Regions from separate parts of the Homo sapiens genome. Here region 2 is linked to region 1. A link is an interaction called in ENCODE POLR2A ChIA-PET data of the cell type or tissue named here. Cell type or tissue: PC-9. All regions are shown on one strand.

Region 1 (8,000 bases):
GCTTCACCAGAACACGTATAATAAAAATAGGTAAAGATTCAAACAAAACAAAACTGTGGCCCTGTTTCAAAAGAGGAAATAAATATGGGTTGTAAACCCAACAAATGTCTGTAACAGATCTCCTGCAAATGAGAACCTGGATTTCCTACTTCGTGTTAAGCTAACTTCCCTTTAATTCCTTCATTTTATCACATGTCCCAGGGATTTGGCTCTTCCACTGCTATCATGATTGCAAATGGACTCTTTTCTTCTTCTCTTTGGTCACCTGAGAAATAAGGTACTCTCTCCTACTCCATCTCTATTTTTCTGACTTCGAAATAAGACAAAAACAATTAACCAGACAGATGAAAGTGAATAACAATAACAACAAAAATTTATTTAGAGTTTTAAATGTTTGTTTCTGCTAGAAACTGCATGTTAACATAAAGGCTAATAAAAATAATCAGACCTTAGAAAGTAAGTTCTATTTCTATCCCTCTTCAAAGGATCCTTTGAGATGCCTCAGGGAGTACCTCCTCTGGTCAGTTTTCTTTACCACCCCCACCCCTGATCTGAGTTATTGAACACCTCTGCCCCTGTGCTCACTCATACTATATTGTAGTTTTCTGTTTACTTATCTGCCTTACGCATTGGCTCATGTGTTCCTTGAAGGAAGGGTTTCTACCTTTATCTCTGTATTAGCACTACAAAGCTCAGTGTCTGGGACATATACAGTGAAGGGTCAGTAAATATTTTCAGAATGAGTGAGTGTTTCATATCCCAGTTATACTTAAACCTGATAGCAGCCCTGTGAGATAGAGGTGATCAACCTGAGGCTTAGAGAGGTAAGGTAGGTGACTTGCTTAAGGTCATAAATAGTAAGTAGAATCAGGATTGGAGCTCAAATCTATCTGATAAAAAGTCTGAGCCCTTGACCAGGGCTTTGGTCAAAACTGTTCATTTATTTGGAATAAGGTTCAAAATGTAGCTGGGAGTAGTTTTCCCTGATTGAATCCTACCTGCCTTTCTAACCCTTTTTGTCATTTTTCTCCTTCACGCATCTTTCCTCACAGCCCCTGAACAGACTTGGGCTTTCCTGCCTCTTTGTTTTCACTGGACTCTGTCAACTCTGCTTACTAAACTCTTACACCTTCTTCAAGGATCAGCTCAGACATCATCTCTTTTACAAAATTTTCCTTTATCACATACCCAGAAGTGACATCATCCTCCTTTGAATTGTCATATTATTTCCTGAACCATGAACATGGCATGTGTGACATACTAGCTCTGCTCAAACTATTAGTCTCCATATTAAACTACTAGATCATGCCTTGTCCTCTTTATGGCCCTTAGTATAGTGATTTGCACATAGTAGACTTTTTACAAATTTGCTGAATAAATTAATGGTGGTAGTGGTGACTTTTTGGTATGCCAACCATTTCCCCCACTGTCTAGGGCTTAGGACTGTGCAAATCATTGTTAGATCTGCCCTATTTCTTCATACCTTATAGGCTGTGATATGGTTTGGCTGTGTCCCCACCCAAGTCTCATCTTGAATTGTAGTTCCCATAATCCCCACATGTTGTGGGAGGGACCCAGTAGGAGGTAATTGAATCGTGGGGACATTTTCCCCCATGCTATTCTGATGATAGTAAGTTCTCATGAGATCTGATGATTTTATAAGAGGCTTCCCCCTTCACTTGGCTCTCATTCTTCTCTTTCCTGCTGCCATGTGAAGAAGGACGTGTTTGCTTCCCCCTTCACCATGATTGTAAGTTTTCTGAGGCCTCCCCAGCCCTGTGGAACTGTGAGTCACTTAAACCTCTTTCCTTTATAAATTACCCAGTCTCCGGCATTTCTTCATAGCAGCATGAGAACAAACTAATATAGGCTGTATTCTCTCTTGATAACCAAAGGAGTTTTATATATTCAGAACTACCAAATATCAGCTTGGCAAATTTAAGTATAAATGGGCTTTTGATAGCTGTTAACAATGGGTTTTCACAAGTAGTTGGGAGACATGGCTTTGTGAATAAGTTTTGTTTCGTTTTCATTAAGAAGGAATAGTGACTGGGACAAGAAAAAGAAGGGAATATATTCCAGGTGTTTCTAGGGGTGAGGTAATTTGGCCTGCTAACAGTAAAACCCCAAGTTAATCAGAACCCGATTAACTTGCATTAATTGGCACCTCAATTATACACACACACACACACACACACACACACACACACATACATAAAGCAGACAGAAAAAGGGAGAGAGAGAGAGAAGAGACAGAGAGAAGAGAGAAGGGGAAAGGATCTGCCCTTAATAGAGACAAATGACAACAACAAATGAAACAGCAGCAAAATAATATCAAAACAGCATCTAGCCGCATAGGTTCTGCTCTCAATAACAGCATCATTTTCAGAAACGAAGCAACTCAAAATCCTGAATCATGTGACAAGATTGAAAGATAAAAGGGCTTAACCAGAAAATTCATGTAACCAGCACATGTCATTTCCCACAAATTATGCTTAAGCAGTGTTGTATATCATATCACTATAGTCTTATAAGATTATAGTTATACATCATCACTATATCATATATCATATCACTATATAGTTATATATCACATCACTATAATCTTATAAGATTATGGTGAGCCACCTAGAAGTTGTGGGTAGGTATGACTATATAATATTCTTCAAGAAAACAACTTTGGAAAGTTATTTAAGGCTTGAATTATATTATAGCAATGAAACTAACTGGAAATATAAGGGTATTTTTAAACAGACTTGAATCTTCAATATGCAGCTGGAGCAGCAGATCCTGGTATGACTTGTTTTCTGCTAACTTGCAGGCTTCTTCAATGATCAGGTTTCAAGTTTCACTGCGGCAACTGACTCAAAGTGATTATTTAGCCTGCAAAATAGAAAAGAGTATAAAGGGACATGGTTGAAGTACTGAAAATTGCAATTACAGAGGGCACGTGAAAATTGATCTGTTCCTCCTTTTTATCTGGTTGAATACAGGAACAAGAGAATTTAAAATACATTTTAGTTTTAATGAGAATACCAGAGATGTATGATTTTATGTGGCATTTTAAGAGGATATTATTCACAATGGCAAAGGAATCATGGGGAAAAAAAGTGACAGAAGGTATATATTTTTTACTGAATAATCACACATTTTAACGTTTAGCGATAGAGTCAACAAAATCATGTTTCAGGTGGTTAGACCCCAAGAACTTTTGGGCTAACACTGAAGATTCTGCTGGAAGAACACAATGGCTAGTACAATAAGTAAGGTTGGGAGCAAATTAACATGGTGGGCAAAGTGGTCCGTGTGTCACATAGTGTCCACATAATGATGATGATGATAAGGATAATAGCTAGTGTGTTTACAGCTACTTCCCCATTATTTGTAAGAAAAATTATATGAGTTTCATTTTGTTTTGTTTTCTTTTTTGCTTGAATTGCCTTCCCTGGGCTCCTTCCCAGCTCCCACATGCCCAATTCTGCATATTCAAATTTGACCTCTTCTTCAAATACCCTTTTAAAAATGCAGTGTAGTGCAAACAGCAATCTCTGACCTCACTACTAAGAAAGAGTAATCTTCTACTCTGAATCCCTCCTCCATACCTCTCATGCAGCACTAGTCATTTCCTGCCTAGTAATGTGGCTATGTGACTTATTATGTGGTTAGTTTCCCTTACTAGATCTTTGCATACGATTCATTATTTATCTCTGTATTCTCTGCATTGTCATAAGCTTTTATATAATAAGCAACGAACAAATATTTATAAATAATTATAAATATGTGTTTAATTAATGGAATAGTAGGAATGGAGTTGTATTAATTTCACTTTGTCACATCAGGCTCTCTTTGACCAATGTCTCATCTTTTCCAAGGATAAAGATGTAGTTCTTATGACTTCATGGACTCAGCATTGCCAGTGTTCAGACAGTGTACAATAGATATGTGCCAGAATCTTTATGTGTGAGTTAATTTTATACATTTTATAAATTTCATATATATATATATATATTTTTGTTTGTTTGTTTGTTTGTTTTGAGATGAAGTCTCGCTCTGTTGCCCAGCCTGGAGTGCAGTGGCGTGATCTCGGCTCACCATAACCTCCGCCTCCCAGGTTCAAGTGATTCTCCTGCCTCAGCCTCCTGAGTAGCTGGGACTGCAGGTGCATGCCACCACACCCAGCTAATTTTTGTATTTTTAGTAGAGACGGGGTTTCACTATGTTGGCCAGGCTGGCCTCGTACTCCTGACCTCATGATCCACCTGACTCGGCCTCCCAAAGTGCTGAGATTACAGGCGTGAGCCACCGCGCCCAGCCAAATTTCATTATATTTTAATGCCAGAGGGGTCTTGCTATTTAGAGGAACCATACATAGGATCCTTCTGAAATATTTAGCTTCTAATTTAAGAGTTTTGTAAGTTGTAATTTTAATACGCAGTGTTTTTTATATTTGTATTTTTTAAAATTTCTTATTTTTTTTTTTTTTTTTTTAGATGGAGCCTCGCTCTGTCACCCAGGCTGGAGTGCAGTGGTGTGATCTCGTCTCACTGCAGCTTCTGCCACCCAGGTTCAAGAAATTCTCCCTGCCTCAGCATCCCAAGTAACTGTGATTACAGGCGCCTGCCACCATGCCCAGCTAATTTTTGGATTTTTTAGTAGAGACGGGGTTTCGCCATGTTGGCCAGGCTGGTCTTGAACACCTGACCTCAGATGATCCACCCACCTCGGCCTCCCAAAGTGCTGGGATTACAGGTGTGAGCCACCTCGCCTGGCCCCAAAAATTTCTATACAGTAAAAGTCACTCATTTTAGCACATGACACCATGTGTTTTTACAAATGCATAGAGTCATATAATCAAGAAACAGAAAGTGCCATCACTCAAAAAATTCTCTCATACTGTCCTTTTGTTAGCTTGTCCCTTTGTCCCTGACCCCTGGCAACCACCTATCTGTCCTATGTCCCTATAGTTTTGCTTTTCCCGAATGTCATATAAATGGAACTAGAAAGAATACAGCCTTTTGAGTCTGGCTTCTTTCACTTAACATAATGCATTTGAGATTTATTCATATTGTTGTAATATGTATCAATAGTTCATTTATTTTCATTGTTGAGTAGTATTCCATAGTATGGAGATATTCATACTATGGAATATCAAAGGAATATCATACAGTTGAAGGATATTTGGGTTGTTTCCAGGTTCTGGCTATTATGAATAAATCTACTGTAAATATTCACGTACAGTTTTTTGTATGAACATATGCTTTCATTTTTCTTTGGTAAATATCTAGGAGTAGGATTATTGGCCATGTGGTATGTGTATAACCTCATGAAAACTGCCAACTGCTTTCCAAAGTGGCTGTACCATTTTGCATTCCCATCAACAACGTATGAAAATTGCTCTACACCATTACCAGCACTTGGTAGTATATGCGTTGTTTCAAAAAAGCCATTCTAATGAGTATATAGTAGTATCTCGTTGTGGTTTTAATTTGTTTTTCTCTAATTACAAAAGGTGTTGTGCATCTTTTCATGTACTTATTTTGCTATCTGTATCTCTTCTTTGATGAAATATCTGTTGAAATCTTTTGTCCATTTAAGAAATTGGGTGTTTTTTATGGTTTGATTTTATTTAAATACTTTAAAAAATCAAATAGTTAATTTTGTAGAAAAATTAGAAAATTTAGATAAGAAAAAAAGAGAATTTAAATAACCCATGAATCCACAACTAAGAGATAACTAGTTTAACATTTTGGTATACGTACTTTCAGACTATTTTTTAATGCAGATGTACATGTTACAGACATCTAATCTGAATTACCTTGGCTGCATCAGCCTAAATGTTCTGGCTGAACGGTGGACGGTCAGACTCATTTCTACACCTTGCTCACAAAATGCAACTTAAGATGGGAGAATTTAGTTTCTTCTGTGGAGAAACTAAGTTGCTTTACTCTCTCATACTGACATTTGGTAGTCGGCCAATAAAAAGGCTGGTGTACCAACCGATCACCATAAGTGAAACCCACCATTTGACCTGTCCTCCTCACTCCAGCAAGGCCTTCCAATATATCTTTTTAGTTTATTTCTGTCATGTAAATGCACATACAAAAAGAACAAAAACCCAAGAATCACCAGGTAATTGGGAAAAGCTCACAGTATCAAAGGTAACAAACGAACCAGAAAGGAACTCAGAGGAAACCAAGATGATGCAGGGTACTGAAGAAAATTATTTTTAAAAAGCATTTGGGAATTTACAATACAATCACTGAATTTAAAAGCAGAAAAGAAAAGCATGAGAACATTGATGACATCTCCCAGAAAGTCAAACAAGGAAACAAAGAGATGGAACACTGGAGAAAAAAGGTAAGAGACTTAAAGAATCAATCAGAAATTCTATTGTTTAGCCAGTAGGAGGTCCAGAGAGTATCGAACAAAAATGAAGAAGAAAAAAACTACAGCACTGGGAATAAACACCATCAAAGCTTCCAAAGAGAGGAAAAAGGATCAGATCAAAAGAAAGGAGAAACAATAACCTCATGCTTCTCAATATTGTCACTGAATTCTAGAAAGCAAAGGACTATTATCTTCAATATTCTGAAGAGAAATTAGGTTTAGCTAAGAATTTTAGATCCAACCAAACCACCAATAAAGTATGAGGATAGAATAAAGACATTTTGGCCGGGTGTGGTGGCTCATGCCTGTAATCCCAGGACTTTGGGAGGCTAAGGCTGGTGAATGGCTTGAGCTCAGCAGTTCGAGACCAGCCTGGGCAACATGGCAAAACCGTGTCTTTACAAATACAAAAAAAAAAAAATTAGCTAGGCATGGTGGGCCGTGCACCTGAAGCCCCAGCTACACTGGAGACTGAGGTGGGAGGATCACCTGAGCCTGGGAGATGGGTGCTGCAATGAGCCATAATCGTGCCTCTGCACTCCAGTCTGGGCAACAGAGTAAGACCCTGTCTCAAAAAAAGACATTTTCAGAGATTCAAGGACTCAAAATTTTACCTATATGTACCTTTTCTTAGGAAATGTCTATTTCAGGAATACTGGAGAGTAAACTGAGAAAGAAAAAGTAGTCCAGGAAATGAGAGAGCTAACACAGAGGATAGTGAGGGGAAGTCCTAGAATGACAACCATGCCCCAAGTCTATGGAGCAGTCGTCCTGATTAGATGAGGAGTTAGAGGGATATGAGAGGAAGGTCTTGAGAAAAAATGGAACTGCTAGGTTGTTGGATGTTTTTATGTTTGGAGATTTGGAAAAAAATATTGCTAGCCCTTTGATATTTAGAAATCTTTACATAGTCATAATTATGTGAATACTTATTACCAAATTAATCAAAACACTTTTGCCCTAAGAAAAAAAGTTTTTGTTTTTACCAAAAAGTCCTGCCTTATGACATTTAAAGATTATGATAAAGCTATAGTGAGAGGAAGTGGGGAAAGGAAGTGGAGATTGAATAAGAGAGCGAAATCCTCAACTACTTTAACAGGATGTCTATAGACAATGTCTTAAGTTGATAAATCAAGAAAAAGCCTGAATGAGCAAATTATTTAAACACAAAGACGTAAGTAGTAGATGAAATGGCTGAAACGTTCTTGAAAGTGGCAGATTGGAGAGCAGTATGGGTAAGAAATGGAGCAGAGGTACACTGCTTTCCCATCTAAATCTTCCAGAATAATTAATTTTAAAAATACCATGTGCAAGCAGGACATGATGGTGCATGCCTGTTTTCCCAGCTGCTGGAGAGGCTGGGGCTAGTTGGGAGGATTTCTTGAGCCCAGGAGTTTGAAGCTAGCCTGGGCAACATAGCCAGACCTTTTCTCTAAAAACAACAACAAAACAGAACAAAAAAACCCAACGATGTGCATATATTACTTTGATTAAAAAATTATTTTAAACATATCTGCATATACTTTTCAGATAGAGTTGGAATTGCTGGATCAAAAGACCTAACATTTTTAAAAAGTTTTTGCTATCTACTGTAAAATTGTCTTCCAAAAGTT
Region 2 (8,000 bases), 750 kb after region 1:
GCTCACCCACCTCAGAACAACTGAATATTTTTTCATCATAACAATCTCTGATAAAAATGTTTAAATTGCATTATGCTGGCTTCTTTAAAAGAGAACAGTAAGGATTTATGACTGGATATTTCTACCTCCAGAACCCAGCAAGTCCAAGGGAGAACTCATTATCTCCCTATCTGAAAATCCTGTTTCTCCTCCCCAATTCCCGATCTCAAGAAATAGTACTGTATCCACCCAGTACTGATGTAGGAAACCAAAGCGCCCTTCTTGACTGTCTTCCCTCTCTCTCTTACCTTCACTCAATCAGAAATTATTTGGGCATGTTATTTAGCTCCTCTGCATCTCAGTTTCCTCATCTGTAGAATGAGGATTATAATAGTTCAGACTGGGCCTGGTGCAGTGGCTCATGCCTGTAATCCCCAGCACTTTGGGAAGCTGAGGTGGGAGGATCGCTTGAACCCAGGAGTTCGAGACCAGCCTGGCCAACGTAGCAAGACCTTGTCTTTATTGTCTTTAAAATAATAATTTTAAAAAATAGTACAGACCTCACAAGGTTGTCATTGTAAGTTTTCAATGTCCAGTGCTTGTGATTGTGCCTAGCACATCATAAGTGTCATATATGGGTGTTCTTTCTCCTTCTCCCACCACATTAAACATCTCTAGAGTCTGTTTCCTTCTCCCCATTACCACTGCCAATGCCCTAAATCTAGCTACTGTTGAATTCCTCTCACCTGTTCCTCAAATTGGTTTCCAAGCATTCACTGTCTCTGACCTCACCCAACCCCTTTCCAATCCATTCTTTGCAAGGAAGAGCCATCTCCCACATTCAAATCTGAGCATATCTTTTCTATGCCTGAAAGCCTACCATGGCTCTCCCCAAGTCCAGCTTCTAGAAATGGCTTTTAAGGCCCTATGTGATCGGCCTCTGCTTCCCACTCCAGCCCTGTGTTCCAGAAGGTTATGGTTAATGGAAGTCTGACTTCAGCATGAAGCATCATGGATCCTGTCCCCCTTCCTAGTAATAAGGGAATCCTCCCAATGAGGTGGCTTCCAAAGTGTGAGGAAATCATGTTGCCTCCCCTAAGTCCTTCCTCTACCCAAAGCGTGAGGTTACACGTTTAGTTTTCTTGTCCTCTTAACACAACAGTACTCCCTGGGAGGGCCAATATTCTAAGCTTCTTTCCTACTGAGCTTTGGTGGATAACCAGCTTCTCATGAGAGATGATGAAAAAGTTTGATTTATGGCCCAAGACAGAGGGCATGGGCTAGCAAGGTGGACCACAGCACCTAATCGAAAGTGACAAAACACAACTACATGGGAGAAACCTCAGTCTCATTGTGATGGGAGGGAAGTGGACCTGTTTCCTCCTAGGAGAGCAAGAGGATCAGGAGTCCTAAGATAATGTTTCTCAAATTGGAGTGTGCATGAGACCCACCTGGAGGGCTTGTTCAAACATATTGTGGGGTCCCACCACAGAGATCCAGATTCAGTGGGTCTGGTGTGGAGTCTGAGAATCTGCACCTCTCACAAGTTCCCCGGTGATGCCAAGCTGCTGGTCCCAGGGTCCTACTTGGAGAACCACTGCTCAGGGGGACTGTCACGGGAAGCCTACAGTCCTGGGCAGAGGGAGCAGGATCTTCCTTGCTTCCCCCATCTCTAAGTCCAGGGCTGGGAGGGGAAATGTAATGCAGACATTGTTATTCACCACAATGCTTAGGGAGAGCTTGGTGTGTGTTTGGGAGGGATACTTTGATAAACCACTGGGATGGAGGGTGACCCCAACAGCTTGTTTCTGCTACCAAAAGTGGACACTAAATGGCTTACCTACAAGTAGAGAGATTCGTTCTGGTCTTAGGGGAAGGGGGAAAGGAAGGCAAATGAGGAGAACTAGTCAGATGACAAAAGGCAGTAGGCTTCAACATGGGCCCTTCCCAGTGGAACTTCCACTTTCAGAAAAGTTGACTACACTCACGAAATGCTTGGGGGAGAGGCCTGTTAGTAGGTGAAGGTCTGAGCTTTTCCCAAGTGTGTGGAAAGAGGCAGGAGCCACAGGACCCAGAGGTGGACAGAACTCAGAAAACATCAGCCCCAGCAACTCTTGGCAATCCTGCCCCAGACTTTGGGTTACTTAGGTGTGGAAACGAGTATTTAAGCCCAGCACACACAGGCTGCCGGGGTATAGGGAGCTACAGGGGATCTGCTGGCCTGTGGGAGGAGCAGAGGTCCAGGCAGGGCCTGCGGCCAGGTGGAGTGGCCTTTCCCTGCTCTGAGAGGCCCTGAGGGGTGAGCAGTTGAAGCAGGGAGGCCAGTGGGGTAGGTGCCCCCACTCTCCCGAAACCAAGGGCCTGGAGGCACTCACCCTGCCGCCTGCCGCTCATGGCATCACCACCAAGAGAGGGAGGCTACAGCGTGGGCAGAGCAAAGGGACATGGGGCACTGTGCAGCTGGAGCAGCAGGGTCAAGGCTGGCAGGGCAAGCAGGTCTAAGAGTTCACAGGCTCACAGAGAACCACCTGAACCTCTGCCTGGGCTGCCTCCTGAGACTGTGCTGTGTGTTTGTGGCCAGTGTGTGGAAACCCCTTTGTTTTTCTTTGCACTTTCCTCCCTCGGCCTGCTGGGGCCTGCGGAAACTCCTGTTGCAACTAGGCCAGAGGGCGAAGACTGCAACTGGACTGACCAGGGAGACCAGCTTTGGGGAGGGCGTGGCGCACGAGCAGGGCTCACCAGGAGCAGCTGCACCAAGGAGAGATGGGCAGCTGAGGCCTTTATCCTGGCACCTCAGAGCATTCATTTGGTCCTGCCCCAAGGACAGCCTTTAGCCTCTGAAGGTCCAGGGTCAGACCCCCAGCTCCAAATTATCTGAAGAGAACTCCTGTCTACCACAGGAGCAACTGCCAGCATCTATGTCTGACATTGATGAGGGGGTCATCCACCCTCATATCCAAGTCCTTGTTCTTCCTGAGGGCGACTCGAGACTATGGGCTCAGGGTCTCACATTATAGCCACTTGACCTGCATGTGCACAAGAGAAGTTTTTGATGGGAGGGAGGGATGGAGGCAAGGGGGCAAATAGGAGGGAGAGCACCACCTAGAAGGTGAGCACCTGCGGAGTGAGGGCAGGCAGAAAGGAGGTTGCATCCCCTTGATGGCATCTGTTTCCATGGTTACAGCCCCAGAAAAGGAGCAGAGTTCTCACTAGGCCCTTGCTACCTGCTCTAGGCCAAAGGGGAGACCCAAGACAAAAGGTTGACACATGCCCCTGACCATCACAAAAACCTTCTATTTGCTACAGCAGCAGAGGGGAGCAGTGCCCACTCAGAGCCCCAGGGGAGGGTCTAAAGCCACCGTTCATGACTAGCTTTTCAAGCAGAAATGCCAGGCACGGTCAAGTTATCTGAGCAGGGGCTACAGATGTTTGGTCAAACCCTTTAGGGCTTCGGAGCACAAGTGTGGAGGCTGAGAGAAGATTAGGAAAGGAGTTGGGACTAGGGCAGGTACAACCTCTGGAATGGAATTGAAGGATCCTTCCCAGCACAAGCCAGCCAGGGCAGCTGGGGCCAAGTGTTCTACAGGACAGTCAGCAGTCCAGTAGCCAGGGAGACCACAGCAGCTTCTGGGGAAGTCTAAGAGGTGGTGATGCAAACGTTGAGCTTACCTGGTGCAGTAGCTGATGCAGTCCCCAGTGGAGGGGCTGTATGACAAGGGCTTACAAGAATGTCTATGGCAGAGGCTGGGCGCGGTGGCTCATGCCTGTAATCCCAGCACTTTGGGAGGCTGAGGCGGGCAGATCACCAGGTCAGGAGATTGCGTCCATCCTGGCTAACACAGTGAAACCCTGTCTCTACTAAAAATACAAAAAAATTAGCCGGGCGCGGTGGCGGGCGCCTGTAGTCCCAGCTACTCTACTCAGGAGGCTGAGGCAGGAAAATAGCATGAACCTGGGAGGCGGAGCTTGCAGTGAGCCGAGATCGCGCCACTGCACTCCAGCCTGGGTGACAGAACAAGACTCCGTCTCAAAAAAAAAAAAAAAAAAAAAAAAAGGAATGTCTGTGGCAGAAACATAATCAACAGCAAAAGGAGCTAGCAAAAATTGAAGTCCTACCTGGATTGGAAGGACCAATCTGGGTTCAAATCCTAGCTCTGCAACTTATCAACTGATTGACCTTGGGCAAGTCACTTAAGCTCTCTGTGACTGTTTTGTCAACTTTAAGAGGTGACTATAATAGCACCTGCCTAATGAGATGGTTGAGAGGTGACATGAAATAAAAAAAATTACAGAGCTTGGTATATTGCCTGGCACAACTGAGCATGAAATTTGGTATTATCATTGACAAGCAACAACATCTATGATATATTATTAAGTGAACAAATAAAATATACATGTATGGCATAACTCCATTTATGCAAACAGGCACCTCTATATTTTCCTCTGTCTGTGTGTATTTATAAAGAGGATAATCAGGAAGGATCAAACTTCACAGTGGTTAATTCTGGGGAGTGGAATTGGGGAAGTGAGTGAAAGGGGATTTCTTTGTTCCACTAACAAGCATCTAGACTGGTGTTTTGGGGGAATGAGGGTGAGGATGGTAAAAGATGTGGGGGTGAAAGGCACCCTTTCTGTCTCAAGGGACTGTGACCTGCTCACAGAAACTTGCCAAGGCCTCAGTATGTACTTATTGGTCTGAGAACCTCATGTGTCCTCAGGTAACACTCATGGAGCTTTCTCACTGTGGATGATGCAGTTTACCAGGCACCGACTACCTGGCTGCTTGCTTCCTCTGCATAGGGGCCCTCCATTCCATGGCAGGGTCGTGTGTGCCAGCCAGGACATATCCCTGCCCCCAGGCTCCATACCAATCTAGAACCCAACTGGGAGAACCTGAAGAGCAGGAGACTGTCTTTGGTACTCAGCTTTGGGTGAGGCTCACTGCAACGACGGGAGTTTCCCGATGTTGATTGCTGGGTACTGCAGTGGCCATTCTCTCCTTCTTCCTCTTGGTAATTGAGTACCCACAGTAGGCTAAATAACAACCCCCCAGAATATCACGTCCAAATCCCTGGAACCTGTCATGTTATCTCATTTGGAGAAAAGATTTTTGCAGATGTGGTTAAAAATCTCAAGATGGGGAGATTATCCTGGATATTTAGATGGGCCCTAAAAATGCATTCACACATGTCCTTATAAGACTAAAGTGGAGGGTCATTACACAGACAGAAGAGGAGAAGGCAGTGTGACCACAGAGGCAAGGACTGGAGTGATGTGGCCACAAACTAAAGAATGCCAGCAGCACCCAGAATTTGAAAGAGACAAGGAAGGGATTCTCCCCTGGAGCTTCTGTTAAGGACTACAACCCTCATAACACTTTGGGTTTTGGCTGACACAGATTTTGGACTTCTGGCCTCCAGACCTCCAGAACTGTCAGAGGATAAATTTTTTTGTTCTTTTAAGTCACCAAGTTTTTAGTAATTCATTATAGCAGCCATGGGAAACTAATACAACCCTTATCCTTGGATTTTAGCTGGACACATGACCATATAGGTAGAGACTACATTTCCCAGCTTCCCTTATAACTGAGAGTAGCCCTGTGACTAGGCATGGCCAATGACTAGAAGTGATGTAACTTCGGCTTCCCGAGTTTCAAAATCATGTCTTTGTGAGTTGAGACTGCTGTGATAACACACCGCACCATAAACTGGGTGGCTTGTAAACAACACACATTTTTAATTTAATTTTTTTTCAACTTTTATTCTAGATTCGAGGGGTACCTGTGCGGGTTTGTTACATGGGTATATCACGTGATGCTGAGATGTGGGGTAGATTCTGTCACCCAAGTAGTGAGCATAGAACCCAATAGGTAGTTTTTTAGCCCACGCCCCTCCCTCCTCCAGGAATTTGCACTGTCCATTATTCCCATCTTTATTTCAATATGTACCCAGTGTTTAGCTCCCTCTTATAAATGAGAACATGTGATATTTGGTTTTCTGTTCCTGTGTTAATTTGCTTAGGATAATGGCCTCCAGCTGCATCCATGTTGCTGCACAGGACATGATTTTGTTCTTTTTTTATGGCTGGGTAGTATTCCATGGTGTATATGTACCACATGTTTTTGATCCAGTCCACCATAGATGGGTACCTAGATTGGTTTCATGTCTTTGCTATTGTGAATAGTAGCCTGTAGATGTGGTTAAGAATCTCAAGATGGGGAGATTATCCTGGATATTTAGATGGGCCCTAAAAATGCAATCACACATGTCCTTATAAGATAAAAGTGGAGGGGCATTACACAGACAGAAGAGAAGGCAGTGTGACCACAGAGTTTCTGCTTGCGGTGTCAAGCCAGCCAGTGACTATATAGGGCTTTTGCAACAGAGATACGGTGTGAATAGTAGCTACAATGAACATACAAGTACGTGTGCCCTTTTGGTAGAACAATTTATTTTCCTTGGAGTATATTTCCTCAGTAATAGGATTCCTAAGTTGAATGGTAGCCTTAACAACAGAATTTGTGTGTGTGTGTGGTTCTAGAAGCTGGGAAGTCCAAGATCAAGGCACCAGCAGATTCTGTGTCTCATTTGTCCTCACATGGTGGAAGGGGCAAAGGGTTTCTCTCTGGCCTCTTTTATAAGGGTATTAATCCCATGCACGACGGTTCTACCCTGTGACCTAATCACCTCTCAAAGGCCACGCTTCCTAATACTATCACCTTAGGGATTAAGATTTCAACATAAGAATGGGCATTGGGTGGAAGACATTCAGTCCATAGCATTAAGTTTCTTGCCCTCCATATTCTCTTTCCTACAGGTTGGAACTCCAATATGGTGCTGGTAGCCAGCTGTGACCAAGAAGAGGACAACCGGAGCAACAATCTTAGACACAAGGATGGAAGCTGTAAGGCAGGGGAGGAGTTCCAGGGTCCCTGGAGAACTTCATGGAGCTGAGGACGTCCTTCCTGTTTTGTAGTGTTGCATGAGAGAGGAATAACATTCTATATTATTTGGCTGGGCGCGGTGGCTCATGCCTGTAATCCCAGCACTTTGGGAGGCCGAGGTGGGCGGATCAACTGAGGTCAGGAGTTCAAGACTAGCCTGGCCAACATGGCAAAACCCCGTCTCTACTAAAAAATACAAAAATTAGCCGAGCGTGGTAGAGCATGCCTGTAATCCCAGCTACGCAGGAGGCTGAGGCAGGAGAATCACTTGAACCCTGGAGGCAGAGGTTGCAGTGAGCCGAGATAGTGCCACTGCACTCCAGCCTGGGTGACAGAATGAGACTCTCAAAAAAAAAAAAAACACCTGTATTAGTTAAGCCCTGTCATATCGGATCTTTTTGTCACAGCAGCTAGTTTATGCTGTAGCTAAACCACTGCGCTTCTGTCTTGTTCTGATAATCTAGGTCTCCACCTACCCATAAATCCCCCCTACAGCCTGTGCCTGGGTCCTGGTATCCTGCTGACCTACAAATATCTTCCTGGATTCCTGAATATCACCACCTCCAGGATTATTGAGCCCCACGCTCTGTCTGTTGGGACACTTCCACTACTCTGTGTGGAGCTGCCTTATGCAGACTGCTGGCACTACCAGAGTTTGCCTGCCACCACACCCTTCAGATTGTCAGGCTCTAGCTTCGCTGTCCCTTCAGCTGGCTTTGTCTCCCTGGAGTCTCCCCACTCCAGATAGAAAGTTGGCCTTGAGGCCCTAACTCTTTCTTGTCCATCCTGTCCTGCAGCAATTAACTAGGCCCCTCCTGGCTATGTCCTGAGTTATATAGGGAAAGGTTTGCCTGGCTCCTCACAGGAAGCATACCATGGAAGTACAAATCCCTACCCCCAATACCTTCCCTGGCTTACCCTGAAGCTGAGTAGAATTTCTGCTCGCAGTGTCAAACCAGCTGGTGACTATATAGGGCTTTTTCAATAGAGATACATTTCATTCTTTGCTAGCTTACACTTATGTTTGTTTTCCTTCCTGCAACTTTACGGCGGACATCAGATACTGATGTTTGCCTGA

The links. Peaks named below come from ENCODE experiments on the same cell type or tissue, not always from the same donor. Only the 100,000 strongest peaks of a DNase experiment are listed, where the experiment ranks them.
Region 2: POLR2A ChIA-PET joins it to region 1 with 13 read pairs; 2 of 35 experiments call an interaction of 5 or more read pairs at or near these places.

Annotation. Positions count from the first base shown.
Region 1 is chr2:64,032,914-64,040,913 of GRCh38, forward strand. No RefSeq gene overlaps it. Among named protein-coding and RNA genes, the nearest start is that of VPS54, 17 kb to the left of the region's middle. RefSeq lists a silencer at 3,507-3,586. In PC-9, a CTCF peak has its summit at 6,442; no DNase peak of the experiment used is centred here.
Region 2 is chr2:64,782,312-64,790,311 of GRCh38, forward strand. It overlaps LOC105374776 (a long non-coding RNA gene), which reads left to right. Exons shown (of 3, transcript XR_002959393.2): 2 at 6,796-7,041. Among named protein-coding and RNA genes, the nearest start is that of LINC01800, 77 kb to the right of the region's middle. RefSeq lists an enhancer at 2,354-2,897. In PC-9, no CTCF peak of the experiment used is centred here; DNase peaks (open chromatin) are centred at 2,640, 3,170, 3,670 and 7,930; H3K4me3 peaks cover 1,697 bases; H3K27ac peaks cover 5,730 bases.